3 separate regions of the Homo sapiens genome follow, and all the other regions are linked to region 3. A link is an interaction called in ENCODE POLR2A ChIA-PET data of the cell type or tissue named here. Cell type or tissue: K562. All regions are shown on one strand. Each heading gives the region's core, and the rest is flanking DNA. Links, peaks and the distances in the headings are about the cores only. Region 1 overlaps UBE2E1 (ubiquitin conjugating enzyme E2 E1). Region 2 has its middle 32 kb from the start of UBE2E1. Region 3 overlaps RPL15 (ribosomal protein L15).

Region 1 (10,273 bases), core at 2,797-6,796, 75 kb after region 3:
GGTGATCCATGCACCTCGGTCTCCCAAAGTGCTGGGATTACAGGCATGAGCCACCATGCCTGACCAAGATAAAGCATTCTGATGGGCCTGGGCTTGGGTCAGCCTATCACCACTGGAGGGTAAAAAAAGACCCACTTGAACCATGTGGATAAAACGAATTATTATAAAATGAGGAGTGTTGGTACCCCAGGGGGATGTTGGGTGAACAAATAACATATGACCACCACAGATGGTCACTGGGTGGTATCCCTGAAAAACCACCACCAGGAATTTTTGAGCACTGGCAGACTACCAAATGCAAAACCTGTACAAAGCAAGACTACAGGTGTACATGTAGTTATTTTCACCAATTCACTCATTACCAAGAAACAAGTTAAGAGGGACAAGTGTCTCCTCTCCCCTCCAACTCTCCTATATGCATTTAAAGACTGAATTGTGAACAGAAATGAAGAGACCTAAATTTAACAGCTAAAACCATAAAACTTATATTAAAAAAAAACAACAGAAGAAAAATCTTTGTAATCTTTGGGTAGGCAGATTTCTGAGGAGACAAAAGCATGAATCACACAAGAAAAAACTGACAAACTGGGCTTCATCAAAATTAAAATGCTTGGCTCTTAAACAGACACTAATGATAAACCCACAGCCAACACCATACTTAATGGTGACAAGAAAATGATTTCTGAGGACTAAGATGAGGAACAAGACAAACATGTCCACCCTCACTACTACTTATTTTATTTTTCATTTTTTTCAGAGCAAAAGAACTTGATACCCTTACTACTTCTATTCAATATTTTACTGGAAGTTGTAGCCAGGTGAATTACAGCAAGAAAAAGAAATAAGGCAGCTGGGCGCGGTGGCTCACGCCTGTAATCCCAGCACTCTGGGAGGCCAAGGTGGGCAGATCACCTGAGGTTGGGAGTTCGAGACCAGCCTGACCAACAAAAAATAAAATTAGCTGGGTGTGGTGCCGCATGCCTGTAATCCCAGCTACTTGGGAGGCTGAGGCAGGAGAATCACTTGAACTCAGGAGGCGTAAGTTGTGGTGAGCCGAGATCATGCCATTGCATTCCAGCCTGGGTAACAAGAGTGAAACTCCATCTCAAAACAAAAAAAAAAACAAAACAAAATAAGGCTGGGCATGGTGGCTCATGCCCATAATCCTAGCACTCTGGGACGCCAAGGTGGGAGGATCACTTGAACCCAGGAGTTCGTGACCAGCCTGGGCAACATGGTGAGACCCCTGCTCTACAAAAATACAAAAACCTAGCTGGGTGTGCTGGGTGCAGTGGCACGTGCCTGTAAGTCCCAGCTACTGGGGAGGCTGAGGTGGGAGGATCGCTTGAGCCCAGAAGGTCATGGCTGCACTGAGTTGAGATTGCACCACTGCACTCCAGTCTGGATGACAAAGTGAGACCCTGTCTCAAAAAAAGAAAAAAGAGAAATAAAAAGTATTCAGATTGGAAAAGAAGTAACACGATCTGTATTTGCAGATGACATGATCTTGTAGAGAGAAAACTCAAATCCACTAAAAAGCTCTTAGGACCAATAAACAAGCTGAACAAAGCTGTAGGATACAAAATTAATACACAAAAACCAACCATCGCTATATACTACCCGTGAGTAATCAGAAAATGTAATTTTTAAAAATTCAAATTTACAATAGTATCTGAGTAAAATACATAAGAATAAATTTAACATAAGCATAAAATATGTACACTGCAGACTAAAAACCATCATTGAAATAAATTAAGGGAAATATAAATAACTGAAAAGACATTTAATGTTCATGAATCATGTGTTAGTCCATTTTGTGTTGCTATAAAGGAGTATCTAAGGCTAGGTAATTTATAAAGAAAAAAGGTTTATTTAGCTCATGGTTCTCCAGGTTGTACAAGAAGCATAGTGCCAGCATCTGCTTCTGGTGAGGCCTCAGGAAGCTTCCACTCATGGCAGAAGATGAAGGGAGAGCAGGCATGTGACATGACAGGAAAGGGAGCATGAGAGAGTGGGGAGGTCCCAGACATTGTTTAAACAATGAGATCTTGCATGAACAAAGCAAGTGAAAACTCACTCATTACCGTGAGAGCAGCACCAAGCCATACATGAAGGGTCTGTCCCTGTGACCCAAACACCTCCCACCAGGCCCCACCTCCAATGCTGGGGATCACATTTCAACACAGGATTTGGAGGGGACAAACATCCAAACTGTACAGATCTGAATTTTAATTTTTTTTTTATTTTTTAGAGACAGGGTCTCTGTCACCCAGGCTGAAGTGCAGTGGTGCAATCACTGCAGCCTCGAACTCCTGGGCTCAACTGATCTTCCCACCTCAGCCTCTTGACTAGCTGGCACTACAGATGTGCACCACCATGGCTGGCTTATTTTATTCTTTATAGAGAAGAGGGTCTCACTTTGTTAATCAGGCTCATCTCAAACTCCTGGCCTCAAGTGATCTTTCCACCTTGGTCTCTCAAAGTGCTGGGAATATAGTAGGCATGAGCCACTGTACCCAGCCTAAAATTAATATGGGAATACTTCTCAAACTGGTGTACAGATTCAACATAAACCCTGTAAAAACCCCAGCTGGACTGTTTAAAAAAAAACAAAATGAAAAACAGAAATTGACAAGCGGATCCTAAAATTCATATGGAAATGCAAGGAACATAGAATAGCCAAACAATCTTTAAAAAGAACGAAGCTAGAGGACTTCCTTCTCAATTTCAAAACTTACTATGAAGCCACAGAAATTAAGACATCGTAGTACCAGCAAAAGGATAGATACAAAGATCAATGGAACCTAATTAAGAGCCCAGAAATAAACTCTTACATTTACAGGTAAATTGATTTTTGACAAGAGTGCCAAATCAGCTCAATGGAGACAGAATAGTCTTTTTTATCAAATGGTGTTGGGAACAAAAGAATAGCCACAAACAAAAAAATGAAACTGAACCCTTCTTCACACCACACACAAAAATTAACTCAAAATGGATTACTGATCCAAATCGAAAAACTAAAAGTATGAAACTCTTAGAAGAAAATATAGGAATAGGCTGGGCATGGTGGCTCATGCCTGTAATCCCAGCACTTTGGGAGGCTGAGGCAGGTAAACTGCTTGGGCCCAGGAATTCAAGACCAATCTGGGCAACGGGCAACACGGCAAAACCCTGTCTCTTAAAAAAAAAAAAAAAAAAAAAAAGCTGGGTGTGGTGGCGCACATCTGTAGTCCCTGCTACTGGAGAGGCTGAGGTGGGAGGACTGCTTGAGCCTGAGGCTGCAGACAGCCATGATCATGCCACAGCTCTGGCATGGGTGACAGAAAGAGACCCTATCTCAAAAAAAAAAAAAAAAAAAACAATCAGGTGTGCCGGATGCAGTGGTGCATGCATGTAGTCCCAGCTACTTGGCTGAGGCAGGACCATCACCTGAGCTCAGGAGTTTGAGGCTGCAGTGAGCTAGGATTGCACCACTGCTCTGGTGACTGAACAAGACCCTATCTCAAAAAAAAATAATAATAATAATAAAGAGGAGTAGATAATGGTTTCTTAAATACAATTCCAAAACACATGCAACAAAAGAAAAATAGGTAAACTGGACTTCATTGAAACCACAAACTTTTGTACTGCAAGCAATACCATCAAGAAAATAAAAAGACAACCCACAGACAGGGTAGAAAACACTTGTAAATCATGTATCTAATAAAGTACTTTTATCTGGAATAAAAATAATTTTTAATGGCCAGGCACAGTGGCTCACACGTGTAATCCCAGCACTTTGGGAGGCTGAGGCAGGAGAATCACTTGAGGCCAGGAGTTCAATACCAGCCTGGGCAATATAGTGAAACCTTGTCTTAATAGATTGATATATTAGATAGATAAATAAGAACTTTTAAAATTCAGCCATTAAAAAGCCTGAATTTTATTAATAAAACAGGCAAAATATCTAAAAGACATTTTTCCAATGAGAATATGTCAATTTTGATCCAATGAAGATACCCAATAATCACATGAAAAAGATGTTCAACATCATTGCTATTAGAAAAATACAATTCTGAATGTCATTTTTTAAAAATGAAAATCAAAGACACACCATTGTTGGAGACAGTGTGGCAATTCCTCAAGGATCTAGAGCCAGAAATACCATTTGACCCAGCAATTCCATTACTGGGTATATATCCAAAGGATTATAAATAATTCTACTATAAAGACACTGCACACATACGTTTATTGCAGCACTATTTACAATACCAAAGGCTTGGAACCAACCCAAATTCCCATCAATGATAGACTGGATAAAGAAAACGTGGCACATATACACCATGGAATACTATGCAGCCATAAAAAAGAATCAGTTCATGTTATTTGCAGCAACATGGATGAAGCTGGAAACCATCATCCTCTGCAAATTAACACAGGAACAGAAAACCAAACACTGCATGTTCTCACAAATAAGTGGGAGATGAGCAATGAAAACACATGGACACAGGGAGGGAAACATCACACACTAGGGCCTGTCAGAGGGTGAGGGGTAAGGGGAGGGAGAGCATTAGAACAAACACCTAATGTATGAGGGGCTTAAAACCTAGATGACAGGTTGATAGGTGCAGCAAATCACCATGGCACATGTATACCTATGTAACAAACCTGCACATTCTGCACATGTATCCCAAAACTTAAAGTAAAATTCAAAAAGAAATTTAAAAATTTTTTTAAAAAGAAAGAAAATCAAAGACACAATGAAACAACACTTCACACTCACTAGGCTAACTACAATAAAAACCATGGATAATAGCAAGATGGGAACTGGCTAGATGGGAATGTAAAACAATGCACTTAGGAAAACAGTTTTGCAGCTCCTCAAAATGTTAAACATAATCATTAACATCTGACCCAGCAAAACCACTCCCAGGTTCCTAAAAAAATAAAATAAAATATAGCCATGCAAAAACTTGCACATGAATGTTCATGGCAACATTATTTTAACAGCTGAAGGTGGAAACAACCAAATGTCCACCATATGGATAAACATGGTATATCCCTACAATGAAATATGTATTATTCAGCCATAAAAAGAAATCAAGTACTGATACATGACACAACATGGATGAACCTTGAGAACACTGTACTAAGTGAAAGAAGCCACTCACTAAAGACCACATGAACTCATGGTCTTCACTGCTTATTAGGCCCCCTTGGCTTACCAACACCTCTCCCCCTTTGATTCCAGTTAGGACTTTCTTGCTAATGCTATTCCCTCTTCCTTTCTTAGATGCCCTCCCTTTTGGCCTTCTGTTTAAATTCTTTCCTAATCTCTCTATATTCTTCTATGAAGTTTTCCCCAACCAAACCACTTGATTTCTCCCATATCTGAACTGTCAGGGTAGTTACTGATTATATCACATTATGTGGGCATTTAAGTATATTGTATTTTTTTTTCTAAAATTGTGATTATCTTCCTCCAAGCTTATTAAGCATAAGGACATATTTGGGTAAGAGAACGTGATGGAAACTAACATTTACTAAGTACCTGCTTAGCTAAAGTTTTTTGTTTTTTGTTTTTTTTTTTTTGAGACAGAGTCTCACTCTGCTACGCAGGCTGGAGTGCAGGGGCACGATCTCAGCTCACTGCAACCTCCATCTTCCGAGTTCAGGTGATTCTCCTGCCTCAGCATCCCAAGAAGGTGGAATTACAAGCATGTGGCCACCACACCCAGCTAATTTTTGTATTTTTAAGAGAGACAAGGTTTCATCATGTTGGCCAGGCTGGTCTCAAACTCCTGACCTCAAGTGATCCATCCGCCTTGGCCTCCCAAAGTGCTGTGATTACAGGCATCAGCTATTACGCCCAGCCTAGATATTTAATATACGTTTTTCCTTAAAGCAAGTTACTTTAAACTCTGAGCCTGACTTTCTTCATTTGTAAATAAGGAAATTACTGCACAGGTTTATTGTGAAAACACTGGGGAAAGTCCAAGATATCTGAAGTTAAAAAACCAAGGTACAGAACAGTGTTTACAGCAAGTTACCATTTGTGTTTATTTAAAAAAGGAGGTAGGGGAAAGGGGTGTATAATCTATTATTATAGATTAAGTATATCTAAAGTAATTCACACAGGATGCACAAGAAACTGATAACAGCTATTGCCTTTGGGGCTGGAAATGGGAAAACTTACTTTTTCTATATATCCCTTTCTACTGTTTTGAGTTGTCTATCACGTGCATTATTTCCAAATAACAATTTTAAGGCTGAGCATGGTGGCTCATGCCTGTAATCCCAGCACTTTGGGAGGCCGAGGTGGGTGGATCACGAGGTCAGAAGATCGAGACCATCCTGGCTAACACGGTGAAACCCCGTCTCTAATAAAAATTAGAAAAAATTAGCCGAGTGTGGTGGTGGGCACCTGTAGTCCCAGCTACTCGGGAGGCTGAGGCAAGAGAATGGCATGAACCTGGGAGACGGAGCTTGCAGTGAGCTGAGATCGCACCACTGCACTCCAGCCTGGGTGACAGAGCGAGACTCTGTCTCAAAAAAAAAAAAAAAAAAAAAAAATTTAAAGTACATGTACACACACAGATATGAAATATATTTTTAAAACTATTAATACCACAGGGTATTTCTACCCTTAAGGGTGTAAAAATAAGCTTCATTTCAGTCATAGTTATCATACTAATGTTTATCACCTTTTTTCTTTGAAAATGCTCTTTTCACTACGTACTACTGATGTCATGACATTAATGGATGTCTTCTTTTCATCTAGGAAGTTAAAAGACTTATCTACCCTTTATATTAAAAGTACTATATGTGACTGGTGTATAAGATCACTACATGTCCTGGTTTGCCCAAGACAATCTTGGTTTATGCCTACTGCCCTGATGTAATTATTAGTAATTATATGATCGCCCTACTGATGAACCAAAGGGAAAATAAGTCTATTCTTCTTATAACATCAATCAAAGACCATTCCATCAAATTTAGGGATAAACTATATTCTTTTGTACAATGAATTCCTCTTTGGTGAGTTTCAAGAATTAGCTTATCTTCTTAAAACGTGTAATAACATGATTAACATATTGACCTCGCACAGCCTACCTGGCCCCTGCCCTTAGAATATTTCAAGATAGCAGCTATTTATTCATCTTGATAAATCGATTTAAAAAGAAAAAAAAAAGTAGCTAAACACCTAGCTATTTTTACTATAGGCAGTTAAAAAGACTGTTTCTCTATGTCCCATCTTTAACAATTCCATCTCAAATGGTATACTCCAAGACTTATTAAATACAGCTTAAACATTCCATTTTCCATCTCTATTACCCATTCCCTTTTTTTTTTTTTTTTTTTTGATGAGATGGAGTCTCGCTCTGTCGCCCAGGCTGCAGTGCAGTGGCACGATCTCAGCTCACTGCAGCCTCCGCCCCCTGGGTTCAAGTGATTGCCGGGCCTCAGCCTCCCGAGTAGCTGGGACCACAGGCATGTGCCACCATACCCGGATAAATTTTGTATTTTTAGTAAAGATGGGGTTTCACCATGTTGGCCAGCTGGTTTCAAACTCCTGACCTCAGGTGATCTGCCCACCTCGGCCTCCCAAAGTGCTGGGATTACAGGTGCAAGCCACTGCACCTGGCCCCATTCTCTTTTTTAAGAGACTGTGGCCTTGCCATGTTGCCCAGGCTGAACTCAAACTCCTAGCCTCAAGCAATCCTCCTACCTCAAGCCTCCCAAGTAGCTAGGACTACAGGAATGGGCCACTGCACCCAGCTCTATTACCCACTCTTGAATAGGCTTAAAAGGAATTTAAAAAACCAAATGTTTCAACATTACATTTACCTTAAACTAGATTTATGTAAGACATTTATTTAATTATCCCTTCCTGACCATTAAGAACTACTTTCTCTTACAGGTACTGAAAATTCATGTTACTGATGTAAGAACTTTTCCCAAATAATACAGAGAATGACAGTTAACTATCAGATAAGCTAGGGCACTGGTTTGAAAACCTTAGTTGCCTAAGGAGCAAGAGTTGGCAAACTATGACTCACATGGGCCAAATCAGGCCCTCAACCTGTTTCTGTTTGGTCTACTAGTTAAGAAAGGTTTTCACATTTTTAAGTGATTAAAAAAATCTAAAGAAAACTAGTATTTTATGACACGTGAAAACTATTAATAAATTTTATATTGAATTATTAAATTGAAATCGGTGTCCGTAATAAAGCTGTATTGGAACACAACCACATTTTTTCATTTATGAATTGTATATGGCTGCTTTTGTACTATGGGTAGAGTTGAACGGTTCTAACAGAGATCAAATGGCCTATGACGCCTAGAATATTTACTACTTGGACTTCTGCTAAATAACTTTGCCAAACTCCACCCTAGAGAGGTTTTGTTTAAAAAGAAAAATTATATATATACATACACACACATACACACACACACACACACACACACACAGAGAGAGAGAGAGAGAGAGAGAGAGAGAAACCAAAACAGTGGGGAGATGGACAAAAGAGGAATTTCCATTTTTAACAACTGCCTCAAGTAATTCTGATACAGACAATATATTCAGAAAACACTGATCTACACTCTACTCCTACATATGCTTAGAAAAAGGGAATTGTCATGTGGCTTACAATTTCATTGCTAAATAAAATGGGGGCAACTTGGTAAACAGAGGCTTTCTTCCTTCTATCAAGAGAGTATATATGTGCATAGCCAATTCAGCCTCCCCACTCCTGAAGAGTGTGCAATGCATTCTGCCAGACACACAGATCTTGAGGTAAAAAGAAGAAAATATCCTGTCCATTAAGAAGAAAATTTTAATTTCACATAAAATTTGCTTTAGTTTATTGTCAAGATTTGTGATTTTGAAGCTACACTTAGGAAATCCTTCCTGGCCTGTGGGTCGCATTTTCTTTCTTCATTGTATAGTTTTAAAATTTCACATGTGAGCTTTTAATCTACCTAGTCTACCTTCATATATGGTATTAAGTAGGAATCCGGTTTTATTTACCTCCTTGTGGTGAGTCAATTTCCCTATACCATCTATGAACAATCCCATCTTGTCCTCAGTGTTTGGTGCTGCCATAAATTATATATTATATATTAAAATCCTACATATACACATGTCCATCTCTGGGTGCTCCAAGTCAGCTTCATTGGTCTGTTTACCTTACCACAGGGCTACGGTAATAAATACAGTGTAGTATTATTGGAGCACGTCTTCATATCTGGGAGAGCAACAACCCATCTCCCACGCATAACACCTAAGACTGACCTACATGTTCATGAACATATTCTCCATATGTAAGTGTAGAGTATGATTGGCAAAAATTAGAAAATCAGAACGCACCTAAGAGGACACAGGAATTCTCATGCTCTGCTACTGGTGGGCATGGAGATGAGTACAGCCATTCTGGGGAACAATCTGGTACAACTTAAGTCAAATCAAATTTAAGTAAGCCCTATGATCCCCTTGCAGTTCTGCTTAATTCTTACAGAGGTCCAAAAAAGATTACGGACCAGAATGTTCACTGTTAGTGGGGATGGAGAGCTGGAAACGATCTGGTCTTCTATAAGATAAAATGAGTATACCCCTTGGAATACTATGTGGCTGTTCAACGCAATGAATTAGATGCTTGCATAGCAACAGGGAGAGAGCTTAAAACATTGTGCTTAGAAAAATGTAAGAAAGAATTAGGCATCATTTATGTAAGTTAAAAATACAAACACTAAATACATTTTACAAGAACACAAACAATATAGTGAAAGGCATTAGAATGGGTGCTTTTGGGGCAGAAGTAGAAAATGAGGATAAAATAGAATAAAATAAACAAGCAGGAAAGAGGAGAAAAAGGAATCAACCTTTACTGGGGGAAGGGGAGGGCTCACAAACACTAGGCTAGCTAGCTGTAGCCTGCGCCTTAGAGACTACTCACAAACCCCACCCACATGGCTCTCCCACAAATTATTTTTACATACTCCCATTTTACATATGAGTTGCCTTCATTAAAGGAGCCCTAAGAGCATAAAAAATTACACATGGTGGAAGAAATATCAAGAAGATATCGTTAAGTCAGTACAACTGCAGGATAAAGATGGCAATATCTGTAACTCGGGCAACCAGAAAAAAATACATTAAAGAGATAAAAATATAAAAACACAGGAAAAGCATTTGGGTGAAAGAAGAATTAAGTTTTAAGTTTTGGACACAGTTTGTTGTTAATTTTCACTGTTTGGCTGAAAATACTGACTCCAGAAGGCAGTCAAGAATAGC
Region 2 (10,273 bases), core at 3,782-7,781, 150 kb after region 3:
GGACAAACAAAACACAAATAAAAAGAAAAAAGATGAAGAAAAAAGAGTTCATAGACTTAGTATGTAAAAAAGATTGCAGCTGGGCATAGTGGCCTGCGCCTATAGTATAGTCCCAACTACTTGGGAGGCTCAGGCGGGAGGATTGCTTGAGCCCAGGAGTTCAAGGCTGCAGTGAGCTATGATTGTGCCACTGTACGCCAGCCTGAGTGACAGAGCAAGACCTTCTGTTAAAAAAATAAAAATAAAAATAAAATTGCAAGTCTGTTTTCTGCTGCTGTAATAGAATACCACAGAATGGGTAATTTGTGTAATTTATAAACAATAGAAGTTTATTTGGCTCACAGTTCTGGAGGCTGAGAAGGCCAAGATTGAGGGATTGCATCTGGTGAAATTCTTCTTGCTGAATCATATCATGGTAGAAAGGAAAGCAAGCACATGGGAGAGAGATGGGGGCTAAACTTCATCCTTTTATCAGGAGCCCACTTCCAAAATAACTAACCCACTTCCACAATTAACTGCATTAATCCTAGGGCAGAGCCCTCGAAACCCAATCACCTCTTAAAATCCCCACCTCCTGATACCATTACATTGGCAATTAAATTTTAACATGAGTTTTGGAGGGGACATTCAAACCACAGCATAAGCTATCTTATTAACTTTTTATATTGATTACATGTTGAAATGATCATTTCTGGTTAAATAAGACATGTTATTAAAATAAATTTTACCTGTGTTTTTTTACTTTTTAAAAATGTGGCTGCTAGAAAGTTTTACTACATATGTGGTTGGCATTATATTTCTATTGCACACTGCTGAGTTAGACACTTAGAGTGTGAACACTGTGAGGTGGCCATTATTACTGAGACAGCTCAGCTTAGTATGTCCCACACCAGGACTTTCCTTTGCAATTCTACCATTTTTTTTTTTTTTTTTTTTTTGAGACAAAGTCTGGCTCCATTGCCCAGGCTGGAGTGCAGTGGCAAGATCTCAGCTCACTGCAACCTCTGCCTCCTGGGCTCAAGTGATCCTCCCATCTCAGCCTCCTGAGTAGCTGGGACCACAGGCATGCACTAACACACCTGGCTAATTTTTTTTGTATTTTTTGTAGAGATGGGGTTTCACCATATTGCCCAGGCTAGTCTTGAATTCATGAGCTCAAGCGATCCACCCGCCTCAGCCACCCAAAGTGCTGGAATTACAGGCATGAGCCACCATGCCTGGCTCTACCAATTCTTTTATTTTCTTGGGTTGGAAACTTTTTCTATATGACCTCATTTTCATTCTTATAATAATCATTCTGCAATTTTATGATTTTTTTAAAAAAACTTTTTTCCCATATTTGTTGACTTTCTTTCAGTCTGTCTGCAGTAAATCGTAAAAATATTACATGGAAAGAGCTCATGGGCTTTTCTACAAGGACAATAAAGAAAGGTAATCTGGGAAGGTAGCACCAGGCTTGACAGGAGGGGAGACCCCAAGAGCTGGAGATAGTGTGTTCAAACCAGGTTGCAAAAAAAAAAAAAAGAGCTGGGGAGGATGGTGCTGGGGGAGAGAGGAAAGGAAAGTGGTCTTACTTCTTGGGACTTGGGGCAAGGTAATGAAGACATGGCCTCTTCCCAAGAGGAGGGCCTAGGTACCCTTCAGTTAAAGTTTGTCCTAAAGATGTGTTGCCTCAGAACTTCCCAGGTGGCATCCTGGCCTCTGGGTGGAGGGCAGCTGACTGCCCTATGCTGACCTGGTTCCTTCCTGCAAATCCAGATGAGCCACCGTGAAAAATAAATGAAGCTACCTTCTGCTCACACCAGGCTCATGTTTGGCACAACAGATTTTAAGTAAGGACCTGTGGATTCAGAATGAGGGCTAACGTGAGATTTTAATTTAAAATGGAATAATGGTTCTTTCCAAATCTAAGCTAACAATGTTAAAACTCAGCAGCAATGTATTGCCACTTTAGAATGAATATAAATCTGACTTTTAAGCATCAAGTTGACATTATGTTAAGCAACATTAAAATATTTAAAAGAGTCTGCATCGGGAAACTCTGAACATCATTACTCCCTCCTGTTTCACAAAGTTTTTAAAGATTTGGGCTCTTTTTTTTCAGTGTGATCATAGGGGACATTGCTCTGGTTTATATGTTCAGGCTGCTCATTCTAATTCCCTGACACTAGCAGAACAAAGTAGACTTTTCTCAAATGAATCACTCCTTACAGAAAGAAATCACATGCTTTCCTTGGGAAATTTGCAACCTCACACTCAGTCCCAGAGGGACAAAGGATAATGATTTCATGTTGTCTGGCTACTTACTCCCTAGTGGTTCTGAAACATGGGTTTTCCTTTGAAAGGAAAGATGCCTCGTCCTTTTTAAAAGATATCACAAGGCTCTCTGTGGCACAGTTCAGCCCTGGCGTCCACCACAAAGACATTTGTGTGTCCTTCTGGGGCTTTGAGCCAGGCATACAGTCTGCCCAAACTTTCTGCCCATCTGCCACATGGAGGGCAAGGTGCTTCTGCCAGGCCACAGCAATAGGAACGCTGCTCAGGAACAAAGACAGCCCTTGCTCCTGTCCCGAGCTGTGAGTGAGCTGCCTAGGCACGAGCCTCAGGCCACCCCATGCCTGAGCCTGGGCGTTTATATACAGCAGTGTGAGGTTTGAAAAGCCAGTATAGCCACCTTAGTTTAACAGATGGAAGGATAGTGTATGGTCTGACAAGTGTGTGACATGGGGGCTGAGGGGGAATGTCTCCTTTGCTGGAGTAGCCATGAAAGTGGTGGTGAGTTTTATGGGCTCAGCAGAGGAACCTTTGTAACCGTACCTGAGAAAGCGACTTCCTTCTCCCTGACTTCTTTGAATCCCTGCCAGCCTAAAGTTCAGGATCCCCATGGAAGCCCCCAAATCAGGGACGGTTATACCTCTTAGAAGTTATGAAAATTGGCAGCCGGGCGCTGTGGCTCACACCTGTAATCCCAGCACTTTCAGAGGCTGAGGCTGGCGGATATGAGGTCAGGAAGTCGAGACCATCCTGGCTAACATGGTGAAACCTCGTCTCTACTAAAAATACAAAAAATTAGCCGGGCCTGGTGGCGGGCGCCTGTAGTCCCAGCTACTCGGGAGGCTGAGGCTGGAGAATGGCGTGAACCCGGGAGGCGGAGCTTGTAGTGAGCCGAGATCGCGTCACTGCACTCCAGCCTCCGTGACAGAGCAAGACTCCATCTCAAAAAAAAAAAAAAAAAAAAATAGTTAAGAGAATTGGCTTTGGAAAGAGTTTTCACAGTTCCAACCTTAGCTCAGCTATTTACTGCCTGTGTGGCCAAATTGCAAGTTGCTCAACATTTCTTTTAGTTGAACCTCTGACAGATTCCTACCCTAAGATGAGGATTCAGTGCAGTCAATTATTAGGGAGGTGACGGAATGGATTAGGGAAGGTGGACGGAAGGAAGCTAATAAGGGTGCATTTTAAAGCCAGCTACCACAATGGGCAGCTGAAGCTTAAACCTTCAGGAAAACTCTGGGAAACAGAGTAGAATACACAGCTTACAATCATTCCAGCCAAGTGGAGAGGGAGCTGGGATATATATACCCCCACACCTGGCAGACACATGTTAAGGGCTTCCTGAGGGGGCAGTGAAGACCCAGACACTTCTGGCCTGTCATGTTCATGGACAAAGCGCAAAGGCAGCTCTCACAGAGACGCAGGGGATGGCCATTGGGAGCCGGCCTGGGGTGCACCAAAATGGTAAAGGGATGTGGGCAGAACAATGGCAGCATCTGCTATACTCTCGAAGCTTCATGTACTGTTTTGAAAAGTAAGGTCATCATAGTTTTTATCTCATAGGAAGGATGATATATATATATATATATATAAAGGCCTGCTAAGTCCTCAGCATAAGGAGCAGCTTGTAGCAGCACTTGTTAAATACTGGTTATTATTACTGGAACCACTCAGCAGTTTTTGCCCTAGGATTTTGTTTGCAGTTTTGCCATTTCTTTTATTTTCTTGGGAGTTCCTGACTTTTTGCCTACAGCACAAACATATAGGTCCAAAGAAAGAGGCTTGTGGCTTGTTTTCATTTGTCCAGAGGACGTTGAAGATATCACTGTCACCTTTTAAGTTGAGATGCAGCAAGTCAAAGATGCAGGGTAGCAACTGGCAAGATATGTCTTCTGCCTTGGCACACTTCTACCCGCCCAGTAGTTGAGTTGTGAGAGGGTGCTGCTTAGGGCCCAGGGGGACCAGCCCCTCATTTGTACACTGGGAAATCAAAGAGTAGAAAAAGCTGTCTTTGCTTGCAAACAAGAGAGCGCACCAGTAGTTGTGTCTCAAATAACCTGCAAAGAGGTTTGGCCAGGGGAGGGATGGAGGTGACTTTACATTTGCCGTAGGGATTCGCAGTTTCTTCACAGTAGAGTTTACAAAGACTTGGCTTAAATGTCATGTGAGTGTGCACACACACGTGTGTATTATACTGTATACAGATTCTCCTTGACTTATCATGGAGTTACATTCTGACAAATCCATTGCAAATTAAAAATGTAAGCCAAAAATGCAAGTCAAAATGCGTTTAATACACCTAACTTACTGAACATCATAGCTTAGCCTACCCTGCTTTAAATGTGCTCAGAACACTTACATTAGCCTACTGTTAGGCAAAATCATCTCACACAAAGCCTATTTTATGTTATTATTTACTTATTTATTTATTTTTAGAAACAGAGTCTTGCTCTGTCACCCAGGCTGGAGTGAAGTGGTATAATCATAGTTCACTGCAGCCTCAAATTTCTGTGCTCAAGCGATCCTTCTGCTTTAGCCTCTCGAAGTAGCTAGAACTACAGACGTGTGCTACCATGCCTGGCTAATTTTTGTAGAGATAGGGTCTCCCTATGTTGCCCAGCCTGGTCTTGAACTCCTCAGCTCAAGCAATCCTACCTCTTCAGCCCGCACAAAATGCTGGGATTACAGGCATAAGCCACCATGCCTGGCCAAAACCTATTTTATAGTAGTGTTGAATATTTCATGGAATTTTTTTTTTTTAATTTTGAGATGGAGTCTTGCTCTGTCTCCTAGGCTGAAGTGTAGTGGTGTGATCTTGGCTCACTGCAACCTCCGCCTCCCGGGTTCAAGCGATTCTCCTACTTTACTTAGCCTCTCGAGTAGCTGGGATTACAGACACATGCCACCACACCCAGCTAATTTTTGTATTTTTAGTAGAGACGGGGTTTCACCATATTGGCCAAGCTGGTCTCAAACTCCTGACTTCAGGTGATCCCCCCGCCTTGGCATCCCAAAGTGTTGGGATTACAGGCATAAGCCGCCGCACCCAGCCCCCATGTAATTTATTGCATAGTGTATTGAAAGTGAAAAACAGAATGGTTGTATGGGTATTTGAAGTTTCTACTGAATGCTTATTGTTTTCACACCATCCTGAAGTCAAAAAATCCAGTAAGTGGACCGTGCCTGGTGGCTCACACCTATAATCTCAGCACTTGGGGAGGCTGAGGCAGAAGGAATACTTGAGCCCAGGAGTTTGAGACTGGTCTGGGCAACATAGTGAGATCCTGTCTCTACAAAAAATAAAAATAGGTAAGCATGGTGATATGTGTCTGCAGTCCCAGCTACACAGGATGCTGAGGTTGGAGGATTGCTTGAGCCCAGGCAGTCAAGGCTACAGTGAACCATGATCATGTCATTGTATTCCAGCCTGGGGGACAGAGTGAGACCCTGTCTCAAAAAAAAAAAAAAAAGTGGAATCATTATAAGTCAGGGACCATCTGCATATATTTTATCATATGAAAGGGAACTGGAACTCAACATGCCTTAAAATTTTGTATATAGAGTTATTTATATATAATTGTTTCTGGATGGGATTTATGAGTAATTTTTTTCTTTTAATGTGCTACAGTCTACATTTTCTATGATAAACATGCATTACTTAAGCAAAACAAAATGATGACTTTTTTTCTGGAGACAGACAAGATCTCGCTGTGTCACCCAAACTGGAATACAGTGGAACAATCATGGAACAATCATAGCTCACTGCAGCCCCAAACACCTAGCCTCCAGCAATCCCCTCACCTCAGCCTCCTGAGTAGCTGGGATTATAGGCACGAGCCACCATGCCTAGCTCAATAATTACTATTTTTAAAAAAACAACATCACAACTAACAGATCTAGAAATGTAACCAGGCCGTAGGAGTGCCAAAGGCTTATTTTTTTTAATGAAGTATTAAAATTTTTTATTTTATCTAAAAAAAAAAAAAAAATGTAACCAGGCCTGAGAAAGCAGGTTGAGAGCAAAGAAGAAGCATTTTTTTTTTTTTTTCAGTTTAAAAAGCAATGACGGCTGGGCTTGGTGGCTCACACTTGTAATCCCAGCACTTTGGGAGGCTGAGGTGGGTGGATCACAAGGTCAGGGGTTTGAGACCAGCCTGGCCAACACAGTGAAACCCTGTCTCTACTAAAACTATGAAAATTAGCTGTCCATGGGGGTGGGTGCCTGTAATCCCAGCTACTCAGGAGGCTGAGGCAGGAGAATCGCTTGAAACCGGAAGGTGGAGATTGCAGTGAGCTGAGATCGTACCACTGCACTCCAGCCTGGGCAACAAGAGCGAAACTCCATCTCAAAAAAAAAAAGCAATGACTTGGCTGGTCGCAGCTGCTCACACCTGTAATCTCAGCACTTTGGGAGGCCGAGGCAGGTGGATCACTTGAGGCCAGGAGTTCAAGAACAGACTGGCCAACCTGGTGAAACCCCGTCTCTACTAAAAATACAAAAAATTAGCCGGGTGTGGTGGCGTGTGCCTGTAGTACCAGCTACTCCGGAGGCTGAGGCAGGAGAATCGCTTGAACCCGGGAGGCAGGGGTTGCAGTGAACCAAGATTGCGCCACTGCACTCCAGCCTGGACGACAGAGCAAGACTCCATCTCAAAAAAAAAAAGCAATGGCTTAAAATACCCACTGACCACCCTCCTCTGGGCTGCCTGCTCTTGTGTCTTCATCAGGTATGTGGTGGTGAGGATGCAGTTCTCTTCTAGATAAGGCACTGAAACGATGATGGTGCAGTGCATTTATTAGAAACTGCTGCAAAATTGTTAGAAACTGAGGCTATAATCTTTTCAAATATCTGAGATTTTACACATATATATGTTATTCTTTAATTCTACATTGTATTTTTACCATTTTCCCAGCACTCAAAATTAATAAAGCAACACAGTATGATAAATACTTAGGAGTTGCACAAGAAATGTATTTTTGTCAGTATGCTTCCCCCCCTCCTTTTGACAATTCACACTGGGGACAATAAAGATTAATCACACAAGGGAAAGTGAATAAGTGAAAACAAGTCCATTGGCAGTCACATAACAGCAGCTTAACTGTGCCTCCAGGTTGGGTACTTATTTATCATTACTCTCTCAGTATCCCTTTTAATTCAAGTTTTATTCCAACAATTCAAGAATCAGTCTATTAAAAATATTAAACTATAAAAAAAGCAATTATTATGCCAAAGGCACAAAATATTGAAATAGGTTTTACAACAAAAGTCTGTGCATGAGCCTATGTGTTATTATTTCAGCTCTTTGCTCAATCCAGTGGAATATTCTACACTCATTAGCTCTAGTGTTTATGAGAGTTTAACAACTGCTTGGTTTTCACGGCCAACATGATTATGCTCTGTCTTTGGTTCTCATACAGCTCTCTTTTGCATTCAGCTTACAGAATTTATTTATTTATTTGAGAAGGAGTCTCACTCTGTCACCCAGGCTGGAGTGCAGTGGCGCAATCTTGGCTCACTGCAACCTCTGCCTCCCAGGTTTGAGCAACTCCCCTGTCTCAGCCTCCCGAGTAGCTGGGATTACAGCCACCCACCACCACAGCCGGCTAATTTTTGTATTTTTGGCAGAGACGGGGTTTTGTCATGTTGACCAGGCTGATCTTGAGCTCCTGACCTCAGGTGATCCTCCCGCCTCGGCCTTCCAAAGTGCCAGGATTAGAGGTGTGAGTCCCCTCGCCTGGCCAGAATTGACTTTAAAACATAGCTAATATAAAGAACAGACTTGATACTCCAGAGTTTGGGGGCTTTAGAACCTGGCTCCCTGACAGAGCAATGAGTTCTTTGAAGGCAAGGACTATTCTATGCACTATAGCTTTATGTCCACCCTGGACTAGGTAGAGATTGAATGAATGGCTGAGTGATAAAAATAGCAGCTGGCACCAAAAAAAATGATTTTATGAATTAGTTTTGTTAGACCTTAGAAATAGCATACACTATTTTTTTTCTAATTTTTATTTATTTATTTTTTTTGAGACGGAGTCTCACTCTGTCGCCCAGGCTGGAGTGCGGTGGCGCAATCTCGGCTCACTGCAAGCTCCGCCTCCCAAGCTTACGCCATTCTCCTGCCTCAGCCTCCCGAGTAGCTGGGACTACAGGCGCCCGCCACCACGATCGGCTAATTTTTTTTGGTATTTTTAGTAGAGACGGGGTTTCTCCTTTTTAGCCAGCATACACTATTGTTAAGTACAAAGAGGAAAAAAAGTTTTGCAGTGGAGAAACCTGGCAGACACCACCTAATCCAAGTGATTAAAGTGGACATAATCATTAATGGGACAGATTGATGTGACGCATGAAGAAGGACAGTGTCAATTCCGGGGTATTCCTACAAAAGATGCATAACCTGACTCTACTCATGAGGAAACAGTAGACAGACCCAAAAGAAGAGACAGTTTGCAAAGCAACAGGCCTGTACCCTTCAAAAATGGCAATGTCAGGAAAGAACAAAAAATAAATCAATAAAAAACATTTAAACACTGAGAGGTGCTTCCAGATTAAAGAAGAGGCTTGGCACCTAAATGTATTTTATGATCTTGGATTCTAAATTGGCCAGAAAATTGCTTTAAATAACATCATTGAGAAACTGGCAAAATTTGAATGTGGACTGTAGCTTAAATCATAGTATTGCATGAATGTTCAACTTTCTGAATTTGATCATTTTCCCAGAACCATATGAGATAATGTATTTGTTTTTAGGGTATACATGCTGAAATATTTGGTTGGTATAAATGGTTCAACAAACATAGACTACCACAAGTCTAAGTGCAGTTTTACTTTTTGAGACAGAGTCTCGCTCTGTCACCCAAGCTAGAGTGCAGTGATATTGGCTCACTGCAACCTCCACCTCCCGGGTTCAAGCGATTCTCCTGTCTCAGCCTCCCCAGTAGCTGGGATTACAGGTGCCTGCCACCACGCCCTGCTAATTTTTGTATTTTTAGTAGAGACAGTTTTCACTATGTTGACCAGGCTGGTCTTGAACTCCTGACCTTGTGATTCGCCCGCTTCAGCCTCCCAAAATGCGGGGATTACAGGCATGAGCCACTGTACCCGGCCCTACGTGCAGTTTTAAGAAATTGAGGTGAAATTCACATAAGATAAAATTAATTATTTTATTTTATTTTTTAGAGACAAAGTCTTGCTCTGCCACCCAGGCTAGAGTACAGTGGCATGATCATGGTTTACTGGGACCCTTGTATGTAAAAAGGGGATAATATCTATGTCATACAATAGTTTTGATGGTTGAAAGAGAATATGAATGTGAACTTCAAACTCCTGGGCTCAAGTGATCCTTCTATCTCAGTCTCCTAAGTAACTGGGACTACAGGTGCGTGCCACCACACCTGGCTAATTTTTAAATTTTTATTTTATATAGAGAGGGAGTATTGCTGTGTTGCCTAGGCTGAACTCAAACTCCTGGCCCCAAGCAATCCTCCCACCTTAGCCTCCCAAAGTATTGGGTTATAGGCTTGAGCCACCATGCCTGGTCAGATTCACCATTTTAAAGTGTACAATTCAGTGACCTTTAATACATTCATGGCTGGGCGTGGTGGCTCACGCCTGTAATCCCAGCACTTTGGGAGGCTGAGACGGGCAGATCCCGAGGTCAGGAGATCAAGAGCATCCTGGCTAACAGGGTGAAACCCTGTCTCTACTAAAAATACAAAAACCTAGGCGTGGTGGCAGGCACCTATAGTCCCAGCTACACAGGAGGCTGAGGCAGGAGAATGGCATGAACCCAGGAGGCAGAGCTTGCAATGAGCCAAGATCGCGCCACTGCACGATCTGTGTGACAGAGTGAGAATGCGTCTCAAAAAAAACACAAAAAACAAAAAACATTCACAATGTGGTGCAACTACCACCTCTACGAACTCCAGAAGGAAACCTCAGACCTATTAAACAGTCATGTCCCATTTCCCCTTCCCATGAGTCCCTAGCAACCGCCAA
Region 3 (10,273 bases), core at 3,066-7,065:
GGTAGTCCAAAACATGGTTTTTATTTTTATTTTATTTATTTATTTTTTGAGATGGAATCTTGCTCTGTGGCCCAAGCTGGAATGCAGTGGTGTAATCTCGGCTCACTGCAACCTCTGCCTCCTGGGTTCAAGCCATTCTCCTACGTCGGCCTCCAGAGTAGCTGGGATTACAGGCGCCTGCCACCATGCCCTGCTAATTTTTTTGTACTTTTAGTAGAGACGAGGTTTTACCACGTTGACCGGGCTGGTCTCGAACTCCTGACCTCAAGTGGTCTGCCCCTCTCAGCCTCCCAAAGTGCTGGGATTACAGGCATGAGCCACCACGCCTGGCACAAAACATGGTTTTTACAGTTAATTTTAATTTTTGTTTTAAATATATTTTCTTTTCTTTTCTTTTCTTTTTTTTTTTTTTAAAGAGATGGAGTCTCGCTCTGTCGCCCAGGCTGGAGCGCAGTGGCACGATCTCGGTTCACTGCAACCTCTGCCTCCTGGGTTCTAGCAATTCTCCTGCTTCAGCCTACCAAGTGGCTGGGACTACAGGCTCAGCGCACACCGCCACACCTGGCTAATTTTTTGTATTTTATTAGAAACGGGGCTTCACCGTGTTGCCTAGGCAGGTCTTGTACTCCTGAGCTCAGGCAATCCACCCTTCTCGGCCTCCCAAAGTGCTAGGATTACAGGTGTGAGTCACAGCGCCCGGCCTTTTTTTTTTTTTTTTTTTTAAGCCTAAATCATACTTTGAGGCTTCTGTTTTTTTGGTCTGACTTCCTCATGCCCTTGTCGGTTTCTCCTAAAAGCACTTCAGTAATGAAAAACTAGCAAACAAATCTTGACTTGGAGTCAGCTTCCACATATGGCATTATCTGAAATTACAGTGTTTCTAGGAAAAAAATTAGTATGAACATTTTTTTCAAGATGCAACAGGATCTTTATTTTTCTGTACAAGCCAAACATGACACATATCAGAATTAAGAATGTAAATTACATTTTATATATTTAGAAACTTAATGTCAGTTCACCAAAGAGTTATGGGGGATTGGAGAGTTACTAAGCACTAATGGTATTCAAATGATAACATTTATTTATTTATTTATTTATTTATTTATTTATTTATTTATTTTTGAGACAGAGTCTTGCTCTGTTGCCCAGGCTGGAGTGCAGTGGTGCAATCTTGCCTCACTGCAACCTCTGCCTCCTGGGTTCTCCTGCCTCAGCCTCTTGAGTAGCTGAGACTACAGGTGTGGGCTACCATTCCTGGCTCAGATGAACTGTGTGTGTGTGTATGTGTGTGTGTGTGTGTGTGTGTGTGTGGTGTGTAGAGAGAGAGAGGAGAGAGAGTGTGTCTTGTTTTGTTACCTAGGCTGGAGTGCAGTGGCACCAACATGGCTCACTGTAGCTTCGACTTCCCAGGCTCAAGCAATTCTTCCACCTCAGCCTCCTGCATATCTGGTACTACTGGCATGCACCACCAGACCAGGCTAATTGTTTAATCTTTTGTAGAGACAGGATCTCACCATGTTGCCCAGGCTGGTCTGGAACTCCTGGGCTCAAGCAGTCCTCCCACTTTGGCCTCCCAAATTTCTAGGATTACAGGTATGAGCCACCATGCCCAGCCTTGGATGATCATTTTTTGAATCTTTCTTTTTGATAAGCAAAACATCCTAGCTTAGTTAATAATCAACCTCGGGAAGCTAAATAGTATGTTTACACTCTCATAGAAACAAGTTTCGTGATTTGATGACTGATAATTACATCATCCATCAGTTAATGTCTCTAACTAACTAGGACTGCCAAATAATGAACTTCTCTCCAAATGACAATGAGAATTGCCAATAAATGAGTTCAGATGTTCACAGCATGCCAATTAAATCAAATGCTTTCATCAGTTTTGGAGGAGTGAGTTGCCGTTTGCCAGGATTTCAGAGTGAGCTGAAGTGTGCATTCCAGCTACAGCATTTCGTTAAGTTTGAATGCTTTGATTATGAGGTTTAATGTCACAAGCCAACTATAGCACCTTCGCAGTAGGTTTTTTTTTCTTTCCTCAACTAAGAAATATAGAGATGGGGGCCTCACTATGTTGACTGGACTGGTCTCGAACTCCTGGCCTCAAGGGATCCTCCCACCTTGGCCTCCCAAAGTGCTGGGATTACAGACGTGAGCCACTGCACTCAGCCTTGCAGCAGATTCTTCTTTTTCTAAAGAAAACTTGAGCAGCATTTTATACTAAAAGGCTTTATTTTCAGTTTATTTTTCTTATATAAAAATAGGTTGAAAACTATATGTATAGTGATGATGTTCACTGCATCATTAATAAGAATAACTAAAATCGATGGAGAAGCTAAATGTCTAGTCAGCCTTCCCAAGGCTGAACTGGAATGATGTTGGGGCTGTGGAGAGTGTTGCTTGGTTAAAAACTGCGACATGGATTTCATCCTGTTTGGGGCAGCTGATGGTCAAAGTGTAGCTTGTTGGTGCATGTCACCCCCTATTGGTATTTCAGGCCAGCTTGATCCTTCTAGGACAAATCCAAAGAATTGTTTCTTCTCTGAATGATGAATATTTATAAAACTGATTTCAAAGGTCCAACAGTTTGGCAAAAGATGCAGCCAAATTGCAGCAAATGGAAAACTAAAGGTCTTTTTCGACCAAAACCTTTTTTCTTAGAAAAGGTGTTGTAGCAGTTCATTCTTCTACAGTTTGTACCATTGGGATAAAACTCTTATCAAAAACTTCTAAAAACCTAAAATCGCCCTGACAAAGGAAGTGGTAATTATACAATTAAAATATCTATAGCAACAAATACTATTCTCATATGAAATCTATACATCAAACTTTTTACGGTAAAACTAGACTTCATATGCCTCATCTTCATCTACTAGAGAATGACACAAAAAAAAAGAAGAGGAAGAAGAGGAAGAGGAAAGAGAAGGAGAGAAAGAGGAAGAAGAGAAAAAAGAGAGAAGAGGAGGACGAGGAGCAAGAGGAGGAGGAGGAAGGAGGAGGAGGAAGAAGAAAGAAGAAGAAATAAAGAAGAATTTCAAGGGTCTAAGTCAGTACTATGGCCGGGCGCCATGGCTCATACCTATAATCCCAGCACTTTGGGAGTCCAAGGCAGGTGGATCACCTAAGGTCAGGCGTTTGAGACCAGCCTGGCCAACACGGCGAAACCCTGTCTCTACTAAAAACACAAAAATTAGCTGGGCGTGGTGGCGGGTGCCTGTAATCCCAGCTACTTGGGAGGCTGAGGCAGGGAGAATTGCTTGAACCTGGGAGGCAGAGGTTACAGTGAGCCAAGATTGTGCCACTGCACTCCAGCCTGGGCGACAGAGCAAGACGCTGTCTCAAAAAATAAATAAATAAATAAAAATAAAAATAAATAAATTGGCACTATACAACAGAAATTTCTGTGATGGTCAAAATATTTTCTGTGCTGTCCAACGTGGTAGCCAATGTGCCCACTGAGCATTTGAAATGTAACTAATATGACTGGAGAACTGACTTTTAAATCCTATTTAAATTTTAAAAGTCACAGATGGCTAGTGGCTATCATATTGAAAAGCATACAGCTAAAGTATTTTTCAGTGAATATTTGTGGGTATACAGCAAGGAAGCTATCACATAATAAAGTGTCAAATGAATTGGTTGCAGAGTTGTATGCAGATAACCATATTTTACCAAATGAATTAACTCAATAAGGGAATGCATTGTCTGTAGGAGAATTGTAAAACAACAAAAACTGAGTAAAAGTACATTTATTTATTTATTTATTTATTTTTTTGAGACAGAGTCTTACTCTGTCAACCAGGCTGAAGTGCAGTGGCGCAGTCTTGGCTCACCGCAGCTTCAACTTCCCAAGCTCAGGTGATTCTCCCACCTTAGCCTCCTGAGTAGCTGGAACCACAGGCGCATGCCACTGTGCCCAGCTAATTTTTTGTATTTTTAATAGAGACGGGTTTCGCCATCTTGCCCAGGCTGGTCTCAAACTCCTGAGCTCAAGCAATCCGCCTGCCTCGGCCTTCCAATGTGCTAGGATTACAGGTGTGAGCCACCAAGCCCAGTCTCAGTATGTTCTTTTTCAACATCATCATATTCTGGCAATGCTAAGCAATGTCAGTGACAAAATACTCTCTCTACCAGTGTGGACTGCGCTGGTTCCTGCTTTCTCCTTGGTATACTAGCTGTTTTCCATAATACTTCAAATGGGTACAAAGACTAAAGAGAAACGAAATGGATTAGTGTATGTGGTAGACATTAGAGCTGTTCACAAATATTTGATTCTCTCTCTCCTTCCAAGCACTGGAAGATATCACTTCCCCACCCTTTGAACCCAGGAGTAGCCATGGGACAACCTGAGCAGAAGCTTTACAGGTTAGGGTGTTCTACGCCATGCTCTTTGCCCTCTGCCATGGACACCTCGCAATGTTCCAGATAGTGTCTGTTCTAACAGTCTGGATTCTAGAGTGAGAACAATCTTTAACATACATGAAGTATGATCAAGAAACAAATCTTTATTATTTTAAGCCACTGAAATTTGGAGGCTATTACTGTTGCCTCATTTAGTCTGCCTGATACAATATAGCTACTAATTTGGTTTAGGAATTTCAGAACTTAAAGATGAAATCAGAACTTAGAATTGAAAGGCGAAAATGAACAGTTGAAATTTGAAGAATTTATTCTACATAAAGTTACCTTCAAGAATCTTATGAGCAGGGCCAGGCTTGGTGGCTTATTCCTGTAATCCCAGCACTTTGGGAGGCCAAGACGGGCGCAGATCACCTGAGATCAGGGGTAATAGACCAGCCTGGCAAACATGGTGCAAACCCGCCTCTACTAAAAGTACAAAAAAATTAGTAGTGGCGCACACCTGTAATCCCAGCTACTTGGGAGGCTGAGGCATGAAAATCACTTGAACCCAGAAGGTGGAGGTTGCAGTGAGCTGAGATCGTGCTACTGTACTCCAGCCTGGGTGACAGAGACTCGTCTCAAAAAATAAGAATCTCATGAGCAGAAAAATTATGAAGCATAGGAGAAATGAGCTAGCAGCTCCTTCCAATTTATTAATATAGCATGGTACATAAGGGAGGGGGGATTCTCTGATAGAAAAGTGGAAAGCCACTGTAAAGCAAACATAAAAAACGCTTTTAAATGTACAAATAATGCTCAACTTTATTTATTGAATTAGTTAGGGCTAAGCTAGGCTATGCTGCCATAATAACAAAACACAACTAATGCAGTCGTTTGACACAATAAAATCTTACCACTCATGCTGTCTGATGCGGTTGAGCAGCTTTCACCCATCTTGTATTAATAGCTATGCTATCTGGATCACTGGCTTCCACAGTTGTGGGAAGTGTGGAGGAGGCATACCAACTGTTGTTTTTCTTGGAGGGAAGTAATATGACCCCAACCTAAATGCATGAGAGGCCAGGAAAACAATGTAGTTTAGTTGTGTTTTCAGGGGGAGAAAAAGCTATGGTATGCACATAGCTTTGCCTCTGCCACACTCAGAATGCAAAATAAAAGTAGAGAAGAGTATCATTTCCCCCTAACAGACTGGCAGATATCCCAAAATTTGATTACATACATTAAAGAGGGTGTGGATAAACAAGTCCTCTCCTACTTTGCTGGTGGTAGTGAAAATTGGTTCAACTTTTATGGAAGACAATTTGGCAATATCTATAAAAAATTATATACATACAATTTTTAACTCTGCCATTCTACTTCTAAGAATTTATTCTACAGATGAATAAAGATGTATGCACACATTTTTCTTTTTGTAATAGCAACAGATTGGAAGAAATTTAAATGTCCATCAGGAGGGTCCACATCCAATGAATCATGGTACATCCACATGATGGGATACCATGCAGTTATACCAAAAGAATGAAGTTCCAGCCGGGCACGGTTGCTCATGCCTGTAATCCCACTACTTTGGGAGGCTGAGATGGGCGGATCACCTGAGGTCAGGAGTTCGAGACCAGCTTGGCCAAAATGGTGAAACCCCGTCTCTACTGAAAATACAAAAATAGCTGGATGTAGTGGCAGGCACCTGTAATCCTAGCTACTCGGAGGCTGAGGCAGGAGAATCGCTTGAACCTGGGAGGCAGAAGTTGCTGCGAGCCAAGATTGTGTTACTGTACTCCAACCTGGGCTATAAGAGCAAAACTACATCTCAAAAAAAAAAAAAAAAATGAAGTTCCTCATGAGCTGATAAAGAATAAGCTCTGAGATACATAACTAAACAAAAAAATCAACAATGTGTATCATATCCTACCACTTGGGGAAGAAAAGGAAAAAATACATATGTAGGCCAGGCACCGTGGCCCACATCTGTAATCCCAGCACTTTGGGAAGCAGAGACAGGAAGATTGCTTGAGCCCAGGACTTTGAGACCAGCCTGAACAACATGGTGAAACCCTGTCTCTACAAAAAATACAAAAATTAGCCTGGCATGGTGGTGTGCACCTGTGGTTCCAGCTACTCGACAGGCTGAGGTGGGAGGATTGCTTGAGCCAGGAGGTTGAGGCTACAGTAAGTTGTGAACGCGCCACTACACTCCAGCCTGGGCAACAGTGAGACCCTGTCTCAAAATAAAAAAATATTGTTAAACTGATCACCTTGCCTCCAGGGAGAGGAACTAGGAGGCAGAAGGGTTTGTACTGTAGAGCCTATACTTATCTTTTGAATTTTTAACGTTAATGTATTATCTATCAAAAACTTTAAGTTGGCCACGTGCAGTGGCTGACACCTGTAATCCCGGCACTTTGGGAGGCCAAGGCGGGAGGATCACCTGAGGTCAGGAGCTCGAGACCATCCTGGCCAACATGGTGAAACCGTCTCTACTAAAAATACAAAAATTAGCTGGGTGTGGTGGTGCGTGCCTGTAGTCCCAGCTACTCGGGAGGCTGAGGCAGGAGAATCGCTTGAACCCGGGTTGCAGTGAGCTGAGATCGTGCCACTGCACTCCAGCCTTGCGACACAGTGAGACTCCATCTCAAAAAAAACCAAAACAAAACAAATAAACTTTAAGTGTATAGGATTTGAATTCAGACTGTCACTGTATGACTTTGAGCAAGTTGCTTCATCTTTGTGTTTCCTCATTGGCAAAAAAGGATTAATACTAGTAACTGCACCTTTTGGGATTGTAAGAAACCAATTGTTATTTTTGAGACAAGTTCTGGCTCTATCACCCAAGATGGGAGTGCAGTGGTGTGATTTCGGAGACTACAGGCGTGCAACACCATGCCCAGCTGATTTGTTATTTTTTGTGAGATGGGCTCTCACCACGTTGCTCAGGCTGCTCTCTAACTCATGAGCTCAAGCCCACCTTGGTTACCGAAAGTGTTGGGATTGCAGGCGTGAGCCACCGCACCCAGCCAATTGTTGTTATTACTAAAGTAAATTTGGGCCCGGTGTGGTGGCTCATTCCTATAATTCCAGCACTTTGGGAGGCCAAGGCAGGATTGCTTGAGGCCAGTAGTTTGAGACCAACCTGGGCAACATAGTGAGATCCTGTCTGTACAAAAAATAAAAATTGGGCTGGGGGTGGTGGCTCACGCCTGTAATCCCAGCACTTTGGGAGGCCAAGGCAGGTGGATCACTTGAGGTCAGGAGTTCGAGACCAGCCTGGCCAACATAGTGAAACCCAGTCTCTACTAAAAATACAAAACTTAGCTGGGCATGGCAGTGTGCGCCTGTAGTCCTGGCTATTTGGGAGGCCGAGGCAGAAGAATTGCTCAAACCCGGGAGACAGAGGTTGCAGTGAGCCGTGATTGCCCCACTGCACTCCCACCTGAGTGAGAGTGAGACTCCATCTGGAAAAAAAAAAAAAAAAAAAAAAACTCAATAATCAATGTTGCTGTGTGAATTACATGCCAATATAGAAATAGTAAAGCAAATGGGAACAGCTTGTGGGGCGGTCAGGGTATAGCTAATAAAGTGACCCTTAATATTGGAGTAAAGCTTTCCCATCATAAAGGCATTAGGAAGTGTTTGGTGTATTTGAAGAACAAACAGCAAGGAGCCTGGGGTGTGGACTGCAGTAGGACATGAGGTCACACATAAAGTGGGAAGATCATGAAAGCTATCATGAGGACTTTTGATTTTTTTGCACGGGAGTGCCATGATCAATTTAATAGGATCCCTTGGACTACTGTGTGGAGATAAAACTGTTGGGTAGCAAGGACAGGAACAAGGTTTTCTTGTAGAGACAATGCTGACCTTTGGCCCGAACCCTTTCTCTCCTTCCCAAATTAGTCATGTTTAAGGATTTTTTTTGTTTTTAGGTCTCACTATGCTGCCCAGGCTGGCCTCAACAAATCCTCCAGCTTGTCTCCCAAAGTGCCAGGATTACAGGCCTGAGCCACCACACCCAGCTGAACAGTTTTAGATAAAAACCTAATTCATGCAATGATCAAAGAACTGAGAGAATAAGTACATTTTATGCTATCTCAAATTATATTATTTCTATAATCACATTTTGATGCCTTTTTGCTGGTTAGGGCATTTGGTTTGCTTTAAAGTACATTAGCACTGTAAGATGACAAAAAATAACAGAAGGTCCATTTGTTTTAGTTTAATAGACATTTATTCCTTCAGTTGAACAACCTCTACACAATTAAAATGTATGACTTAAGATCTTTTCTTTTTTTGTGAAGAAATTTAGGTCTCAAGAACTTTTATGAACTTGCTATGAGTACTTCCTGGAAATCAATTAACTGAGTCTTTTGAAACCCCTAGAGAAGATAGGAGAAAATTGGTTCAGAACGAGCATTTAAATTAAGTCAGCAAAGTCAGAATTTAAAATTGGGCAATTCCTTGTCTACATTTTCTTTACACTCAAATTGACCCTGGACAACAGTAGTCTAGTCTCCTGGAAGACATGGTGCAAACAGAAATGCAATGTGGTGGTATACTCATAGTCAAAGTGGGTGCACAAGTGATGGTCCAACTTTGTGGAATGGTAAGGATTTTTAGGGTTGTTTGGCCAGAACAAGAGAAATAACTGCAGAAAACACATATGGTTGGAAACCATGCGCTTGTGACTTTTTCTGTAGCCTATGGGAGTGGACAGAGTGGGTAACCCAAGATGTTTTTAAGACTGACTGGACTAAGAATGACGTACTTATAGCCAACTACTTTCCCCCTAATGTGACTGAAGGGATTCATAATGATCACAATTAGCATTACGGTTAAGTATTTTAGGGTTGACGTCTAAGCTCACACTTGAAAGGTATTTATCTAATGGCCACTGGCTCACCAGCTTCCCACCCTAGCATTCATTGCTAGCTTACCAATCTTAAGGCTAATAATTTTATCGCACATTCAACTTCAAAACACACCAGTGTTTACCATTACCACTAATCACTGAATGCCATGAAGCCATGGCACTGAACCAGGAGCTTTCACCTTTTATGTGAATTTAAAATGGTACTGTGGAGGCTGAGGCAATTTTCTTCAGGCTAACCCAGATTTTCTAAAGCCCAACTTAAAAAGTCTACACCTGCCAAACTAAAAAAAACGCAGCCACTTGAAAATAAACCAGCAGAGCATTGCCATCACTCCGATAAAGCTGCAGGTTTCATCACATGCACCAGACAAATCTACAGGGCTAGTTTCAGTTCTCTCCTTTTAAAGAATTTATTAAGCCTGTTATACCACACAGTATGTTTTATACACTGACATACAACTCCCTAATAAGATAAAGCAAAGACAAAAAAGTTTATCTTATTAGAAACAAGATACACCACCACTTATTGTCTTCAAACATTATTGCACTTTAACTTTCTTAATTTGACAAAGCATTCAAGAAACATCTGCAGACTAGTTTTAACAGACAAATAACACCTGTAAGCAGACATGACTGTCCTAAATTGTTTATTAAGTATGAATTTTACAAACTTTACTTATATTAGCGGTAACGGTGGAGCTGGAGAGTATTGCGCCTTCTCCAAGCTGCCCGGCGAGAGCCACCAATAGTGTGGTGGAACTTGTGGCCCTTTCCAAGGCCACGGCTCTTTCGGCCTGCAGATGTCAGCCCACGCATCTCCCTGTGCTTGTGGACTGGTTTGGTGATCCACTGGGTGTCAGGATTTCTTCTGATAGCTTTATGGAATGGATCAATGAGGATAACCTCAAAAAATTTGTATGTGGAATCTTCACCAACCCAGTAAGAATTCAGGACTCTCAGAGCCCCACAGTGGCGTCCAGCTCGCTCCTAGAATAGGAAAAAAGGCCCAAGGTCAATCTCCCACATTGCCTATAGCAGCAAGTC

The links. ChIA-PET counts read pairs that join two places held together with the same protein. Peaks named below come from ENCODE experiments on the same cell type or tissue, not always from the same donor. Only the 100,000 strongest peaks of a DNase experiment are listed, where the experiment ranks them.
Region 1: POLR2A ChIA-PET joins it to region 3 with 5 read pairs; 19 of 35 experiments call an interaction of 5 or more read pairs at or near these places.
Region 2: POLR2A ChIA-PET joins it to region 3 with 6 read pairs; 7 of 35 experiments call an interaction of 5 or more read pairs at or near these places.

The regions. Positions count from the first base shown.
Region 1 is chr3:23,843,768-23,854,040 of GRCh38, reverse strand. The region is part of intron 3 of UBE2E1 (ubiquitin conjugating enzyme E2 E1); the gene reads right to left. Among named protein-coding and RNA genes, the nearest start is that of UBE2E1-AS1, 42 kb to the right of the region's middle. In K562, for the core only: no CTCF peak of the experiment used is centred there; no DNase peak of the experiment used is centred there.
Region 2 is chr3:23,768,744-23,779,016 of GRCh38, reverse strand. No RefSeq gene overlaps it. Among named protein-coding and RNA genes, the nearest start is that of UBE2E1, 32 kb to the left of the region's middle. In K562, for the core only: no CTCF peak of the experiment used is centred there; no DNase peak of the experiment used is centred there; H3K27me3 peaks cover 1,701 bases.
Region 3 is chr3:23,919,139-23,929,411 of GRCh38, reverse strand. It overlaps RPL15 (ribosomal protein L15), which reads right to left. Exons shown (of 4, transcript NM_002948.5): 4 at 8,423-10,216. The coding sequence ends at 9,911. It also overlaps a transcript of NKIRAS1 not described here. Among named protein-coding and RNA genes, the nearest start is that of RPL15, 7.1 kb to the right of the region's middle. In K562, for the core only: no CTCF peak of the experiment used is centred there; a DNase peak (open chromatin) is centred at 5,361.